2 separate regions of the Homo sapiens genome follow, and region 1 is linked to region 2. Evidence: read pairs that join two places in POLR2A ChIA-PET (ENCODE). Cell type or tissue: A673. All regions are shown on one strand. Each heading gives the region's core, and the rest is flanking DNA. Links, peaks and the distances in the headings are about the cores only. Region 1 has its middle 49 kb from the start of LMO2. Region 2 has its middle 22 kb from the start of ABTB2.

Region 1 (8,337 bases), core at 165-8,164, 440 kb after region 2:
CCAAGGAATTTGGACTGAAATGCTCATTAGAGAGCAACTAAAAGCCAAAGTCAGCTATTCCCTTTGAACTAGGTATGACAAAGTTGGGACTGGATATTATCTTCTGAAGCAGCTAACTGTTACATGAAGACAAGGGAGTGGGAGGTCTCCTGGGCCCAAATCAAATGCATCAAAGACCATAGTGTCCCTTCCCCAGATCCCAGATGTTCACACAACATGGCCAGAGAGATTAGTACTGGTCTTCCTGTGGCTCCCTGATGCTGCTATCCAGCTGTTATCTGGCCCAACCTGCTGCCAGGCCTTGGGGAGGCTGAGCCACAGCCCTGCCTCAGAGGGGCCCTGTCATCTTTCCATTAAAGCTACCTCCATTACTTCTAGTGACGGAAATGTTCTACCAGCTACAGGGCATTGGGGTGTGCTTAGTCTCCAGAACCACCTCTCATTAATCAGCCACCTCCAACCATTTTGGTGCCATAGGGGCAGAGATTCACCTCCGTAACAAAATATATGAAACTTGGATGGTGTTTCCTGTTAAACGAATGAGTCTTCTGATTTCTTTGATCTCACCCTCCTACCAGACAGAAATTGATAAATGGGGACATGTTCCAATGAGAGTGACCAGCCTCATGGACTGGACTCACAAGCATTCTGGATGGAGACATCTCGGAAGGAATATACCAACTCTTTTGTAATATTTGATGAGTTTCCACACAGAAGCAGTGTTAGACCTAAATTTCCTATGGTTCTGGAGAGCACAGCAAAAACTAAATGATGGCTCCAGAGCAACAGCATTTAATTCAAATAAAAGAAGAAATCTCTATCAACCAGAATGATCTGAAAACGAAATGGACTACCTAGTTGAGTAGTGAGTCTCCTGTCCAAGCCTTACCTGGGTATGAGTTGTATATTTCATTCTATTACACATATAATAAGGGACGTTTCGTAGGTAGGCTATTCCTGAGGAAGGTCTGGACACTGAGAAGTAGGGAAAAGGGATACTCTAATACAAATAAAAATTAAACATCATTAGTAGCTCCCTATGTGGGTAATGAGCACTTCCATGTACCAGCACAACAATCCTGTGCAGTGAGTCCTATAATTACCACCATGATACAGGCAAGGAGACTGAGATGGAGACAGGTGTGTAACTTGTCCAAGGTTGCACAGCGAGGAGGTGCAGAGCTGGGACTCAAATCCTAGCAGCCAAACTACCACCCATTATGCCAGAGTACCCGCTCCATTCCTACTTCCTCTCTACCTCCCCAGTCCCTTCTATTATAGTATAAAACGACTAGAGCTTGAAAAAGAGATTTCTGGACAGGCACGGTGGCTCACGCCTGTAAATCCCAGCACTTTGGCATTTTGGGAGGCCAAGACAAGAGGATTGCTTGAGCCCAAGAGTTCGAGACCAGCTGGGCGACATAGTGAAAACTTGTGTCTACAAAATAATAATAATAATAAAAATGCCGGGCACGGTGGCTCACACCTGTAATCCCAGCTCTCTGGGAGGCCGAGGCAGGTGGATCACTTGAGGTCAGGAGTTCGAGACCAGGCTGGCCAACATGGTGAAACCTTGTCTTTACTGAAAATACAAAAATTAGCTGGGCGTAGTGGCGCACACCTGTCATCCCAGCTACTCAGGAGGCAGAGGCACAAGAATCGCTTGAACCCAGGAGGCGGAGGTTGCAGTGAGCCAAGATCCTGCCACTGCATTCCAGCCTGGGTAACAGAGCGAGAACTTGTCTCAAAAAAAAAAAAAATTCTACCAAGAAAATTCATCAGAATGGGCCCCAAACTCAGAATAGTAACTAACAATTAAAAAAGACCTAAATCAGGGGAAATGACCATGCTTGAGTACAATTTGCAAATCACCTTGAAAGAGAGAGTATGTCTTCCAGAAAATCGAGAGCCAATTTTAAAACACCCACATCCTCTGGGCCTCTCCCTCCTCCCCAAAGTTTCTTCTGGCCTTGCTCAGGCAAAAATCCCTTTGCCTTCATTTGCATTGTTCTTGGGAGGGGGAGAGTGAGCCAGCTCTGAAGTCACTCCTCTGAGAAGAGAGCCAGAATCACACCACAGTCAGTGTGACCAGCGTGACCTCCGTGGGAATTTGGCTGAAGCATCCAAAATGAGTCAAATGAATTAATCAACTCTTCCCCTAGAGAATGCGGACACTTGATCCTTCACAAGAAAATGAGGATGCCCCACCCAGTGGCAAGAAATGAGGGCACTGGTTACCAAAAGGAAAATAGAAAAATGGGAAGAACAGTGTTTTAAAGTGCATCTACCTTGTTTGACCCTGAGCTTGGGTGGCAGACCCAGGTGGGTCTGCCAGGCCACCATCATTTGTCAAACTACATTCACCCTGGACATTCAGGAAGGCCCTAAAACTGAAACAGCATCTCCCAACAGCATCTGGAGGACCACAAAGAATTTCTGTGGGGCTACATCATTTTCCCCAGTGTTTCTCTATGCCTTGCAAAGCAGTTGATTATGAGGATCCTAGGCTCTTTTTTTTTTTTTTTTTTTTTTTAAGGGATGGGGGTCTCACTCTGTCTCCAAGGCTGGAGTGCAGTAATGCAATCATAGCTCACTGCAGCCTCAAAATCCTGGGCTCAGGGGACCTTCCTGCCTCAGTCTTCCAAGTAGCTGGACTACAGGTATGTACCACCATGCCTAGCTATTTAAAAAAATTTTTGGAGAGATGGGGTCTCACTATATTGCCCAGGCTGATCTTGAACTCCTGGCCTTAAGGTATCCTCCCACCTCAGCCTCCCAAAATGCTGGGATTGCAGGTGTGAGCCACCGCCCTCTGCCAAGGATCTGAGGTTCGTGAATATCCCAGAGCCCTGATACAATCTAGAGGTCACATTGTATTAACTTTTTCTAACTCCTTCTTCCTTTGAGCCACCTCATGAAGTGCCTACTTACTTGGGGTTTCCATTCTAGGCTGCAGGGGTCCTACCCATTCCCACATCATCACCTTTCCACCAAGGAATCTGAGGGTGACCTGGATAGTCATGATTTTTATTTAGCAAGACAGTGAAAATAATTTTCATCTCAATGAAATTTTAAGACCAAGCAGATTGTGCATAGCCCTCCTTGGCCTCCTGGGACCCCAGGCCACTGTGGCCCCACTAGCAGGGAGGAGAGGATGACTTTGCAATGTAAGGGCTATTCGTCATTAGAACAACAAGGCCAGCAGCAGCATGGCTCTGGCCTTATCGGAGCAGGAGGCCTCGCTGGATTCTATTAATTGCCGAATGCTGTTGGGTTTGGCAGATACAGGAAGCAGTTTACATGGCTACACAGTGCCCTGGCTCACAGTGTCTCTGAAATGGTATTATTGTAGTGGGATAATTGTGATTAGGGACAGTTCCCCGAGGAAGACCAGGCCTTTGATGATTGAGTCACTTCCTCTCTACTCTACTTCAGTGTGATAGCGTGGCTCGCCCCACAGACACACACACCCTTTGCTGGCCAGAGAGCCCTGAGTCCCACAGCAGGGTTCCCAAACCAAGAGCCAAGAGCTGCATCAGAGCCAGGATCATTGGAGAAATGGAAGCAGGCTAGAGACCACCCCCCACCATTTTTTTTCTTTTTTAGGTCATGATGACAAGCAACCTGGTTAATGATTTCAGTTGTAAATGTGTCCCTAACTCCTACGACAGCATGTGCTTTGGAGCTGGAGGAACCAGGCTCTATGTTTACTGGCTGTGTGACTTTGAGAAGTCCATTCTTTGAGCCTCAGTTTCCCCATTTGTAAAGTGAGGATGATAAGAGAATCTACCTCAAATGATCATTGTGGGGGTTAAATGGGATTACTTTAACGTTTGTAAGCACCTGATAAATGGTAACTATATTATTATTATTGCCATTGTTGTTATTGCCACTAAGTACTGCCCCCAACCCCAAGCAATAATTTCCTGAAGGCTGGATCGGGGTGCCTCTGCTTGGTGGAAATGCAGCCACCTCAGAGATGAAGGCTGAGGAGGGATGAAGCTGGCCTGATGAGAAGGCCTGGAGTAGAGCCACATCCCAGTCTCAGCTGCCTTAGGGGCCATTCCCCAGGCCTGAGCTCCCCGGGAATCAGAACCCACGTCTCTCTCTGTGCACTTGGCAGGCAGTCTCTAATCCTGCTGGGTGCTGCCGTATCACCCACTCTGCCCAAGGGCTTTTTGTTTGTTTATTTGTTTGTTTGTTGAGACAGTTTCACTCTGTCACCCAGGCTGGAGTACAGTGGTGCGATCTTGGCTCACTGCAACCTCCACGTCCGGGGTTCAAGCGATTCTTGTGCCTCAGCCTCCCTAGTAGCTGGGATTACAGGTGTGTGCTACCATGCCCGGCTAATTTTTGTATTATTAGTAGAGACAGGGTTTCACCATGTTGGCTGGGCTGGTCTCCAACTCCTGATCTCAAGTGACCCGCCCACCTTGGCCTCTCAAAGTGCTGGGATTATAGGTGTTAGCCACTACACCCGGACTGCCCAAGGGTTTTTATCCAGGACAGCCCCTCATGAGCTTCACTGAATCATGCATATTTCAGCCTCAGTCAGGCTTCTGGGAGGAAAACACCCATCTGTGCTCCTGGGTGGGAATAGCATTTGCCTAGACAAAGGACTCTGCCCTATTACTGGAACCCTTGAGTGGGCCCTGCAACTGCCTTGAGGTGTGAATGGGGCTGGGCTGAAGCAGGGTGGGGTTGGCCTGCCTTGGACCCTGCCTTGCAGAGGTTGGAACCAAAGCAGTGTGGCTGGCAGCATGTGTGAGCTCAGAGTCAGAAGTCTTGGGCTCATACCTGCCACTTACTAGTTGTGTGCTCTTAGGAAAGTCACTTTTCCTCTCAGAGCCTCAGTTTCTTCATCTGGTAAATGGCGATAAAAATACCTCTCTCAGAGCACTGTGGTCAGGATGAAATTAGATCTGTATGCAAAACACTTAGTGTAGTCACTAGCACGTAGAAAATGCTCAATGCTCAATATATGGTAGCAAAAGGAGGTAAGTTTGCCAAAGAGAGCACGAAACCCCACTGACAGGCTCTCAGCCCCAGACAGGGCAGATCTCGCACTGCCCCAGAAATGCTTCTGGGACCCAATGTGTTTCAGGAACTGTCTGCCAGAACCAGAGTCCCCAGACATTGGGAATATTCAGCAAGCTCTGTAAGGGCAGAGACCATGTTGATTTTGTCCTACATCCAGTACCAGTGTATCAGTTTCTTATGGCTGCTATAACAAATCACCACAACCTTAGGAGCTTAAGACTGTGCAAGTTGGCTGGGCACAGTGGCTCACGCCTGTAATCCCAGCACTTTGGGAGGCCGAGGCAGGTGGATCACCTGAGGTCAGGAGTTCGAGACCAGCCTGACCAACATGGTGAAACTCTGTCTCTACAAAAAACACAAAAATTAGCTGGGCATGGTAGCGGGTGCCTGTAATCCCAGCTACTTGGGAGGCTGAGGCAAGAGAATCACTTGAACCCCAGAGGCAGAGGTTGCAGTGGGCAGAGATTGCGCCATTGCTCTCCAGCCTGGGCAACAAGAGTGAAACTAAGTCTCAAACAAACAAACAAACAAACAAACAAAAACCCAGTGCAAATGTATTATGTTAAGTTCTGCAGGTCAGAGCCTAAAATGGGTGTCATGGGGCTAAAATCAAGGTGTTGATGGGCTGCATTTATCTGGAGTCTCTGGGAGAGAATCTGGAGGTTATCTGAACTCCTTGGGTCCTTGCTATTGTATAACATAGCATATCCACAGGTTCTGCGGATTGGAATATGAACGTTTTGGGGGAGCCATTATTTTGCCCCTTCCTCCAGCTTCAAAGTCAGCAGTATATATCTTCCAACTGGACTCTGATTCTTGTTTATAAGGACGCTTGTGATTGTATTGGGCCCACCTGGATGATCCAGGATGCTCTCCCCATCTCAAGGCCAGCGGATTAGCAACCTGGTTCTATGTGTAAACTTACTTCTCCCTCACTGTTGTATAACATAACATATCCACAGGTTCTGGGGATTGGGATTGGAATTTTGAGGGAACCATTATTTTGCCTGCCACACCTAGTATGAAGGAAAGTAGAGAAAATGCCAGATCAGAACACCGACTGTGCACTTATTTCGGACTGAGCATCCTGCCAAGGAAGGCCAGTGGATCTCACAGTCTACGCCAGGACACAAAGCATTCACTTGTGAGGATAGTCATGAGCACATTACAAGCTGTTACGACTTAGAGAGTGCTGACAGTTACAAAAGTCCTTAGGATGCAAAGAATCTCTGGTCAGTGCTCAACAAATTATTATATTTATTCAGCAAATATTCTGAGCATCAGTTAGGTGCAAAGTGCCAAGGAGGCAGAGATGAGTAAGATTACTATCCCTGCTCTCGAGGAACTTGTAGGCTCAGGAAAACCTCCTGGAAGAGGTAAGGATGGAGCCAGGATTGAATACAGGAGAAGGTTCAGGTGAGGGGAGAGCATGATGGTTGTGTGAGGTAGTACACATGGTGGTTTCGAGGGGAGAATCTGCAGCCAGGACTGCCTGGGTCTGGAGTCTGGCTGTGCGGTACACTGTGTGACCTTTGGCGAGTTTCTTAACTCCCTTATGCCTCAGTTGTCTCATTGAAAAGTGGTAATAATAATAGTAGTATTGTCACAGGGTCATTTTGAGGATTACAGGATTTAATATACGTGAAGTGCTTAGAGCAGTGCCTGGCACATTGCAAGCACCATGTAAGTGTTAACTAATATGATTATCTCCCTTTTATCCTTTTCTTAGTCTTACAATAGCAAGGAAGGAGTGAGGGATATTTCAGCAGGTCCTGGAAAGGAGACAGTTATGACAACTCATGGTCTCTGGTAAGAATGTTGGGGGTAGAATTTTCTGTTTTGAAATCTCCCAGCCAGGTGCCGTGGCTCATGCCTGTAATCAAGCACTTTGGGAGACCGAGGTAGATGGATCACTTGAGCCCAGGAGTTCGAGAGCAGCTTGGGCAACATGGTGAAGCCCCATCTCTATTAAAAACACAAAAAATTAGCTGGGCATGGTGGCATGTACCTGTAGTCCCAGCTACCTGGGAGGCTGAGATGGGAAGAGAGCTTAAATCCAGGAGAGAGAGGTTGCAGTGAGACTTGATCACACAACTGCATTCTGGCCTGGGTGATGGAGTGAGACCCTGTATAAAACAACAAAAACAACAACAACAAAAACCTAAAGTGAGAAGAAAAAAAAAGTTTTAACTTTTGGCTGCTGGGTAACAAATTGTCTTCATGCAGATTTCCTTATGATCTTCTCATATAAATGGACCAAGAGACACCGAGTTTGATCTGAGCAGCTACAACTTGCCCCAAGTAGGCCAACCTTAGGGTTGTGATGTGTGGGGGTTGTTGTGGGTTGGGGAGAATCAGGAGAGCCAGGAGCTCCAAGCCCAGGCTGGAGCAGGGGGCCCAGATTCCCTGGGAATACATCCCCTTCGGCCACTGGAATCTTTTACCAAACAGATCTGGAAACATCATCCTGGTCCTAAGTACTCACTCTTCCTTAAGCTCAGGGCTAATGGTTGATGAGTGAGCAAACGTCTCCGTTATCACAGAGGGCTAAAACTGGATTTGTTTAAAGCGTTTTCTCTTTGGAGGTGCAGTAATTGCTCTCCGATCAGACAGGAAGTCCTATTGCTCGAAAGGAGCCAGTGTTATCAAGAGAAAACACATCAGCGCCCGTCCTCTCGGGAAGGGAATTGTGAGTAATCAACAAGGCTCCTCTCCAGCTGGCCGTGGGGCCTTTGTTCAGACGCGACAGGTCAGGGAAAGTTTGAGCAGGCAGTGCTTTTAAGGGGTGGTGGCAATTCCAGTTCTTTCTCTTCATATTTTCCTCCCCAGGGGACAGGCTTTCCCCAGGGAAAGGGACTAACCTGGTACATTGTTCTGAAGCCATCAGACAAATCTGATTACATCACTCTCCCACTTGAAACTCTTCAAGGGCACCCTCGTTGCCTTCAGGATCAAGTCCAATTCCTTAATCTGGTCTATGAGGCCCTTTATCACCGGGGCTTGAGGGCACACCTCTCCCTCCTGCTGTATCTATCATCACTCCCAACCAGCTCTCTTCCTGGCCCCCAGTCCGCTCAGTGCCTGGAATGTACTCTCATCATGCCTGGAGCACCATCTCTACATGCTGTGGTGTGCTGGGTCTAAGACACTGCCCATCCATTCAGAACACACATGCAGACATGAGAGGGAAGTCTTGTGAAAGTGGAAAAATGAATGAGACAGACCTGACTGTGACAAACTTCTGCAAACCAGCCTCCAAAACCCTAGTAGCTGATCTCAGCAAGGCTTTTTGTGTGT
Region 2 (8,337 bases), core at 273-8,272:
TGCCCAGCACATGGATCTTGACTGAGATGCTTGCTGCGTTATTATTACACTATACATTTTTTACTGTAAGAGATTATAGTATAAAAAAGAAAAGGGAGAAGAGAAGGTAGAAAGGAAAGAAGGAAAAGGAAGGAGAGAAGGGAAGGAAGGAAGCAAGCAAGGAGGGAGGAAGAAGGGAGGGAAGGAAGGAACTAAAAGAGGAAAAATTAAAAAGAAAGTGAATAGAAAGGAAAGAAAATAAACCCGACCAACTAGCTCCTGCATTATGTACTAGTAAGAATCTGATGGATTTATCAACTGAAAAATAGTAACCAAAAGTCTGAATAAATGGTTGTCATCAAATGTTTTTGTCAAGTCAGTAAAATAATACAGCAATTTTTTTTTTTTTTTAGACGGAGTCTCGCTCTTTCACCCAGGCCGGACTGCGGTGGCGCTATCTCGGCTCACTGCAACCTCTGCCTCCTGGGTTCACGCCATTCTCCTGCCTCAGCCTCCCGAGTAGCTGGGACTACAGGCGCCCGCCACCACGCCCGGCTAATTTTTTGTATTTTTAGTAGAAACAGGGTTTCACCATGTTAACCAGGATGGTCTCGATCTCCTGACCTCGTGATCCACCGCCTCGGCCTCCCAAAGTGTTGGGATTACAGGCGTGAGCCACCGCACCCAGACTAATATAGCATTTTTAATGCTATATATTGCATTTCTTAACCTATGATGAATCTTAGACAATGGTCTCCATTTTTTAGTCTTATTGTCTTTCTTTTTAAAGTCACCAGAAATTAAGTAAAGGACGTATAACATGCTCAGAAATGCTATGAACAGGTACCCACAATTGGGTGGGTCTTTGATTTTGTTTGCCTTCCTGTAGTGTTGGAACCGTACTTCAATGTTCTGGGTAAAACTAGAGCCAGGAAAATGAACTATGCGCACATAGTTCATTTTGAAATGCAAAATGCAAAATGAAAATGTGCACATCAATTAGGAATGCTTTGGCTGAAAGTGAAAGACAATCTGGCTAACTGTGGTTTAACACATAGGGATTATTTTTCTACCTATTAAAAAAGTGATATAGGCAACTGCTGGCGTTGATTCAGTGACCCCATAATTTCAGGTCCAGCATCTCTGCAGTTCTTCTGTTCTCTTCCTCCCAATCACAAATGACCAAGACATCACCAAGTATAAAGATTAAGGCACCAGAGGCAGGTAGGAGGAGGCATTGCAAGGTACAAGTGTCAACATTTTGCTTTTATCAGAAAAGCAAAAGCTTTCTCCACAAACCACCAACAGACCACTGCCCACATCTCATGGTCTAGAACTGTGCCACCCCTAGCTGCAAGGAGGCTGGGAAAGTGAATATTTAGTTTTCTCAGCCTTTATAGGGAAGTTGGCAAGAGATAAGAAAACTGGAAACAGCTATTAGTGAAGCCAGCTAAGCTTTAATGCCTAAAATATTCTCCCTGCAACGTCCAAAATATCTACCATGAAAATGAATTCTTTGGCATTAAAAATAACTTTTAGAAGGCATCTATTTACATATACATGTTTCCTGGAAGGATGATGTAGCAACACACTGGTGCCCATTATCATTTTAGCATTAATTTATTTCTGAAGATTTGCTAGTATTTGCCTAGTACAAAGCCAAGTGTTAAGAGAATAAGATAACTAGGCTTCAACATAGTAAAAATATGCCAGGAAAATTCCAGACACCATCAGTGAACCTTATTAGTTTCAATAAGCAGGTGAAGGCATTACATTTAGCAAGTAGGCAGGGCAGGAAACACTAAAATACATTTCACCCACTGCATTATGTCTAGGATCAGCCTCAAAGCCAGCTCCTGAAGGGCATAGCAGATTGCATCTAATATGTGCCATCAAAACTGGCCCACTACTCCTTTTCAGCCTATCCGGAATCAAGCAGGCATGAAAAATGGACATCATGGAGATGTGATGACAGAAGGCACATACCTAGATTTCTTTCCTCATAGTACAGTGGTTGTTAAGAGCACAGAGTCTAGAACTAGCTAGATTCTTGGGCTCCAAATCCTGGCTCTACTAGCTCTATGACCTTATCAAGTTACTGACCATCACTGTGCTTTGGTTGCCTCATCAGTGGAAAAGATCATAGGGTTGTGATGAGAAAAACAAGTTAATAAATGTAAATAAATATGCATGGTGCATAGTAGGTACTATATAAGAGCTGGCTGCAAAAAATAAGGCCTTTCTCCTGTGATCCCATTAGTATTATGCTTTCATATTTATATGTTTTTGGTAAAGTCTTCCTTTTCTTCTTTTTCTTATATAAGAACAACATAGTTTCACTACAAAGAACTCAGAAAGGACAGGGAAGCAAAATAAACTTTTTCAAGAAAAAAAAATCCACAATCCCTTTCCTCAAGGGAAAACCACTACTAACATATCATATTTCACCCATCTATGTATTTTTATTTTTGCAATAGTGTTCTGTAACACATCTTTTTAAAATTTGACAATATATTATGGACATCTTCCACATCTAGAAATATATTTCTACAGTGTCTTTTTAGTTATCACAAAGTATTCTGTTAAATGAGTATTTCATACTTTACCTTGCCAATTTTCTGCTGTTGAATATTGGCATTATTTCTGTTTTTGTTTGGTTGTTTTTTGTTTGTTTGTTTGTTTTTGTTATTACAGATAGCACTGTGATGAACATCTTTAGAGCTAATTTCTAGTGCATGTCCATAATATTTCCATAGGATAAATTCTCAGAAATAAAATTGCTAGGTCAAAAATCATGCGTATTTTTAAGGCTTTGATGAGTGTGCTTCAATTGATCTCCAGAAAAAAAAAATGCATCCAAGTATCCATTCATTTCCTTACCCCTCTTGAAAATACTATTATTTCTGTTTCATTTACAGTTTTCCTACAATCCTTACTAAGATCCCCAAACTTGATGGTGTCTTTGATATAGCACCCACAACACACAAATCTGTGATTTCTATGTATTATTTACCCTCAGCCCTTGGCCCCTGACCTTTCATCTTAGCTGCATCTCGAGGACTTCCTCTGGTGGACTGGATTTTTACCATGATGTATTTTATGGTGGGATTGTCAACACATCAGATGGACGATGTGATTGTCAACACATACCCTGACTAATATCTAAGTCTTCTGACACACTTTTATGTGCTGCTTACTCAATTACTCAACATTTACTCATCACCAGCTGAATTTGTGAACTACATGCTAGGGAAGCAAAGATGAATAATAATAGTCTTTGACCTAGAGGATCTTCAGCTAAAGGGAGGCAGATAGGTAAAAAGATAAATCACAATGCAATGGGAAATATGCTTTTAAAACATTTTTATCCCATGTCATGATAGCAGAAATTGCTATGCAGTTCATTCATTTATTTCCATAATACATAATAGGTCCAAGCTCTATACTTTCATTTTCAAAATTTATTATTTTTTTATAACAAAGCAATACATGCTCATTTCAGAAAGATCAGAAAATGTAGACAAACAGGAAAAAAACGCTACTTTTAAACTGTAATCCCATCTGTCTTGTCACCATTAGCACTTTCATATATTAAGTTGTTTTCTACTTTTTTAAAACAAAAGTTAGATCAAAACACACATGTTGGCTGGGAGCAGTGGCTCATACCTGTAATCTCAGCAATTTGGGAGGCTGAGGCAGGCAGATCACTTGAGGTCAGGAGTTCGAAACCAGCCAGCCAACATGGTGAAACCCCATCTCAACTAAAAATACAAAAATTAGCTGGATGTGGTGGTGCATGCCTGTATTCCCTGCTACTTGGGAGGCTGAGCCAAGAGAATCATTTGAATTCGGGAGGTGGAGGTTGCAGTGAGCCTGGGTGACAGAGCGAGACTCCGTCTCAAAAACAAACAAACAAAAAACATTTCTGTGATTTGCTTTTTTCACCTAATTATCATAAACATATTTCAAGACAAAAGATATATTTCTGCATCACTTTAAATGGCTCCATATTATTCCACTATATGGATATTTACTTATTTTTAACAATCTGCCATTGTTAGACAGTTACATGTTTATATCTTTTTATAATTACTAACAATACTGCAATTGATTTTGTTGCTAAATATTTGTGCTCATTCTTATTTCTTTACCACAAATTCCAATAAGTTAAGTCATGTGATATTTGAAATGCTTTTCTCATAGTCAGATTTAGAGGCAATGGCTGTAATAGATATCTCCCAGCTCAGTTGCTTTTTGTGGCTTTGGGTTTCAGTCCTACCTGCTAAAGATTAAACTTGATCAAAGGTGCATGTTCTAAGTGACATTAGCAGTGTAGTAATCTAGGAGGTCATAGCCCTTGTCCTGCCACAAAAAAAAAAAAAAAAAAAAAAAAAAAAAAAAAATTTCATAAGCTCCATAGACAAATATAGCCCCAGGAAAGCTCTGGAGTACAATTAAGAAGATGCAGCAATCTAAAAGAACTGAGAACACCCACATAGAATACGGTAGGAAGCGTTTTGCCTGCATTCACCTCATTCCCCAGACAAGCAGAGCCCAGTGAAGAAGAATTTCTTCTGCTGTGAGTCCCCCAGTTGGGAAAAAAAGAGAGCAAAAGGACTTGGCAGGCTTCACCATCGAGGACCCCAGCAGTCATTGTGCTAAGGCCCTGCAGTCTTTGCCAAGAGTAACCCCAGCTGCCAGAGTCACCCAGAGCCCATCAAGCTACTTCCTCATGCCAGCCACAGATAAAGGTCTTTCCCTACCAAAGACAGTCTGTAAAGTTTGAAAGAGGTGACTGTTTCTTCAAATGCACAGACACCAATAGGGTCATATCTTAAAGATATTGTGGTTTGGGTTTCAGACCACTGCAATAAAGTAAATATGCAGTAAAGTGAGTCACACAAATTTGTTGGCTTCCCAGTGCATATAAAATATGTTGATATTATACTGTAGTCTATAAAGTGTGCAACAGCATTATTTCCAAAAAACAATGTACATATCCTAATTTAAAAATACCTCATTGCTAAAAAAAAGGCTAATGATCATCTCCTTGATCCACGGGCTGCAAAATAGATGTTGTGTTAGCAGGCAAAAATCAACTTTAAGGCTGGGCATAGTGGCTCATGCCTGTAATCCCAGAAGTTTGGGAGGCCAACGTGGGTGGATCACCTGAGGTCGGGAGTTCGAGACCAGCCTGATCAACATGGAGAAACCCCATCTCTAGTAAAAATATGAAATGAGTGAGGCATGGTGGTGCATGACTGTAATCCCAGCTATTCAGGATGCTGAGGCAGGAGAATCACTTGAACCCAGGAGGCAGAGGTTGCAGTGAGCCGAGATTGCACCATTGCACTCCAGCCTGGGCAACAAGAGCAAAACTCCATCTAAAAAAAAAAAAAAAAAACCAATTTTAGTTTTCTTATCTATCTCCATCAGAGAGAGATCTTGGGTGACTAAGCACATTGTCAATGAGCAGTAATATTTTGAAAGAAATATTTTATTGTGATAAGTAGGTCTCAACAGTAGGATTAAAATATTCAGTAAACCATGCTGTAAACAGATGTACTATCATCCAGTTTTGTTGTTCCATTTTTAGAGCACAGGCAGTGTAGAGTTAGCATAACTCTTAAGGGTCCTGGAATTTTCAGAATGGTAAATGAACACTGGCTTCACCTTAAAGTCATAAGCTGCATTAGCCCCTAATGAGAGAGTCAGCCTGTTCTTTGAAGCTTTGAAGCCAGGCATTGACATCTCTCTAGCTATGAAAGTCCTAGATTACATCATCTGATAGAAGACTGTTTCATTTACACTGAAAATATGTTGTTTACTGTAGCTACCTTCATCAGTGATCTTAACTAGATATTCTGGATAACTTGCTACAGCTTCTAAATCATCTTTTACTGCTTCACCTTGCACATTTATGTTATAAAGATGACCTATTTCCTTAAACCTCATGAGCCATCTTCTGCTAGCTTCCGACTTTTCTTCTGCAGCTTCCTCACCTCTCGCTGCCTTCACAGAATTGAGGAGTGTTAAGTCATGGCTCTAGGTTATGGCTTGGCCTAAGGGAATATTGTGCCTGGTTTGATCTTCCATCCAGACCACTAAAACTTTCTTCATATCAGCAGAAAGTTTGTTTCACTTTTTTTAAAATATCATTTGTGTGTTCACTGGAGTATTACTTTTAATTTCCCTCAAGAACTTTTCTGGACAAGGCATGGTGACTCATGCCTGTAATCCCAGCACTTTGGGAGGCCAAGGCAGGCAGATCACCTGAGGTCAGGAGTTTGAGACCAGCCTGACCAACATGGTGAACACCATTTCTACTAAAAATACAAAATTAGCTGGGCATGGTGGTACATGTCTGTAACCCCAGCTACTCAGGAGGATGAGGCAGGAGAATTGCCTGACCACAGGAGGCAGAGGTTGCAGTGAGCCAAGATTGTGCCACTGCACTCCAGCCTGGGTGACAGAGCAAGACTCCATCTTAAAAAAAAAAAAAAAAAAAAAAAGCTTTTCCTTTGCATTCACAGCTTGGCTGTTTGGCACCACAGGCCTAGCTTTTGGCCTGTCTTGACTTTTAACATGCTTTCCTCACTAGGCTTAATCACTACTAGGTTTTGATTTAAATTAAGAGACATGCAACTTTTCTTTCACTTGAACATGTAGAGTCCATTGTAAGGTTATTAACTGACCTAATTTCTATACTGCTGTGTCTCAGGGAATAGGAAGAGAGATGTCTCAAGGGAAGAAAGAGAGATGAGCGAGTGGCTGGTTGGTAGAGTGATTGGAACATACACAACATTGCCGTGGCTCATGCCTGTAACCTTCCACTTTGGGAGTCTGAGGAGGGCAGATCATCTGAGGTCAGAAGTTCAAGACAAGCCTGGCCAACATGGCAAACCCCCGTCTCTACTAAAATACAAAAATTAGTGGGGCATGGTGGTGCACACCTGTAGTCCCAGCTACTCAGGAGGCTGAGGCAGGAGAATCACATGCTGAGGATTTCTCAGCAGAAACCTTGCAGGCCAGGAAAGAGTGAGATGTTATATTTAAAGTACTGAGAAAGAAAAAAAATTGTCAACCAAGAATATTATACCTAGCAAAACTATCCTTAAAAAAGAAAGAAAGATAAACTTTTTTTCAGACAAACAAAAATTGAGACAGTTTGTCACCACTAGATCTGTCTTGTAAGAAATGCTTAAGGGAGTTATTTAAATTGAAATGAAAACATGATAAACAGCAACATGAGAGCATATGAAAGCACATATCTCACTGTCTATATATTCAGTAAACCATGCTCTAAACAGATATACTGTCATCCAGGATTTATTGTTCCATTTATAGAGCACAGGCAGAGAGTGGATTTAGCATAACTCTTAAGGGCCCTAGGATTTTCAGAATGGTAAATGAGCATTGGCTTCCCTTTAAAGTCATGAGCTGCATTAGCCCCTAACAAGAGAGTCAGCCTGTTGTTTGAAGCCAGGCATTGACTTCAGGTAAATATATAGACAAATACAGAATAATGTATCAATGTAATGGCATTGCATAAATTACTTTTAACCCTAATATCAAAGTTAAAAGACAAAAAATATTTAGAATAAATATAACCGGGGCAGGTATGGCAGCTCATGCTTAAAATCCCAGCATTTTGGGAGGCTGAGGTGGGTAGATCAGTTGAGGCCAGGAGTTCAAGACAAGCCTGGCCAACTTGGTGAAACCCCATCTCTACTATAACTACAAAAATTATCTGGGTATGGTGGCACACGTCTGTAATCCCAGCTACTCAAGTGGCTGGGGCACAAGAATCACTTGAACCTGGGAGGCAAAGGTTGCAGTGAGCCACGATCATGTCACTGCACTCCAGCCTGGGTGACAGAACAAGATTCTGTATCAAAAAAAAAAAAAGGCACAACTATAACCACAAATACCTGTTAATGGATACACAATATAAAAAGAAATAAACTCTGGCTACAAGAACAAAAATATGTATGTATGTGGCAGGGGCAAAAGTGTATAGTTTTTGTATGTAATTAAAGTTAAATTGTTACAAACATAAAATATGCAGATATAGCTACAAGATATTCGATTCCAGCTTTGAGGTAAACACAAAGAAAAAAAATAATAGGTGCACAAAAGATAAAAAGAAAAGAATCCAAGTAAATCACTGCCAAAACAAAGAAAAAATCACCAAATAACAAAAGAAGATAGAAAGTAAGGAAGAGAACAAAATAACTGCAAAACAAGCAAACAGAAACAACAAGATGGCAATAGTAAGTCCTCACTTACCAATTTACTTTAAATGTAAAAGGACTGCAAGAGACTCACTTTAGATTTAAGGACACACATGGGCTGAAA

What was found. ChIA-PET counts read pairs that join two places held together with the same protein. Peaks named below come from ENCODE experiments on the same cell type or tissue, not always from the same donor. Only the 100,000 strongest peaks of a DNase experiment are listed, where the experiment ranks them.
Region 1: POLR2A ChIA-PET joins it to region 2 with 10 read pairs; 2 of 35 experiments call an interaction of 5 or more read pairs at or near these places.

The regions. Positions count from the first base shown.
Region 1 is chr11:33,936,833-33,945,169 of GRCh38, reverse strand. No RefSeq gene overlaps it. Among named protein-coding and RNA genes, the nearest start is that of LMO2, 49 kb to the right of the region's middle. RefSeq lists cis regulatory regions at 1-535, 3,028-3,625, 7,452-8,199 and an enhancer at 1-2,431. In A673, for the core only: a CTCF peak has its summit at 2,219; DNase peaks (open chromatin) are centred at 2,099, 3,379 and 7,719; H3K27ac peaks cover 1,702 bases.
Region 2 is chr11:34,375,691-34,384,027 of GRCh38, reverse strand. No RefSeq gene overlaps it. Among named protein-coding and RNA genes, the nearest start is that of ABTB2, 22 kb to the right of the region's middle. In A673, for the core only: no CTCF peak of the experiment used is centred there; no DNase peak of the experiment used is centred there.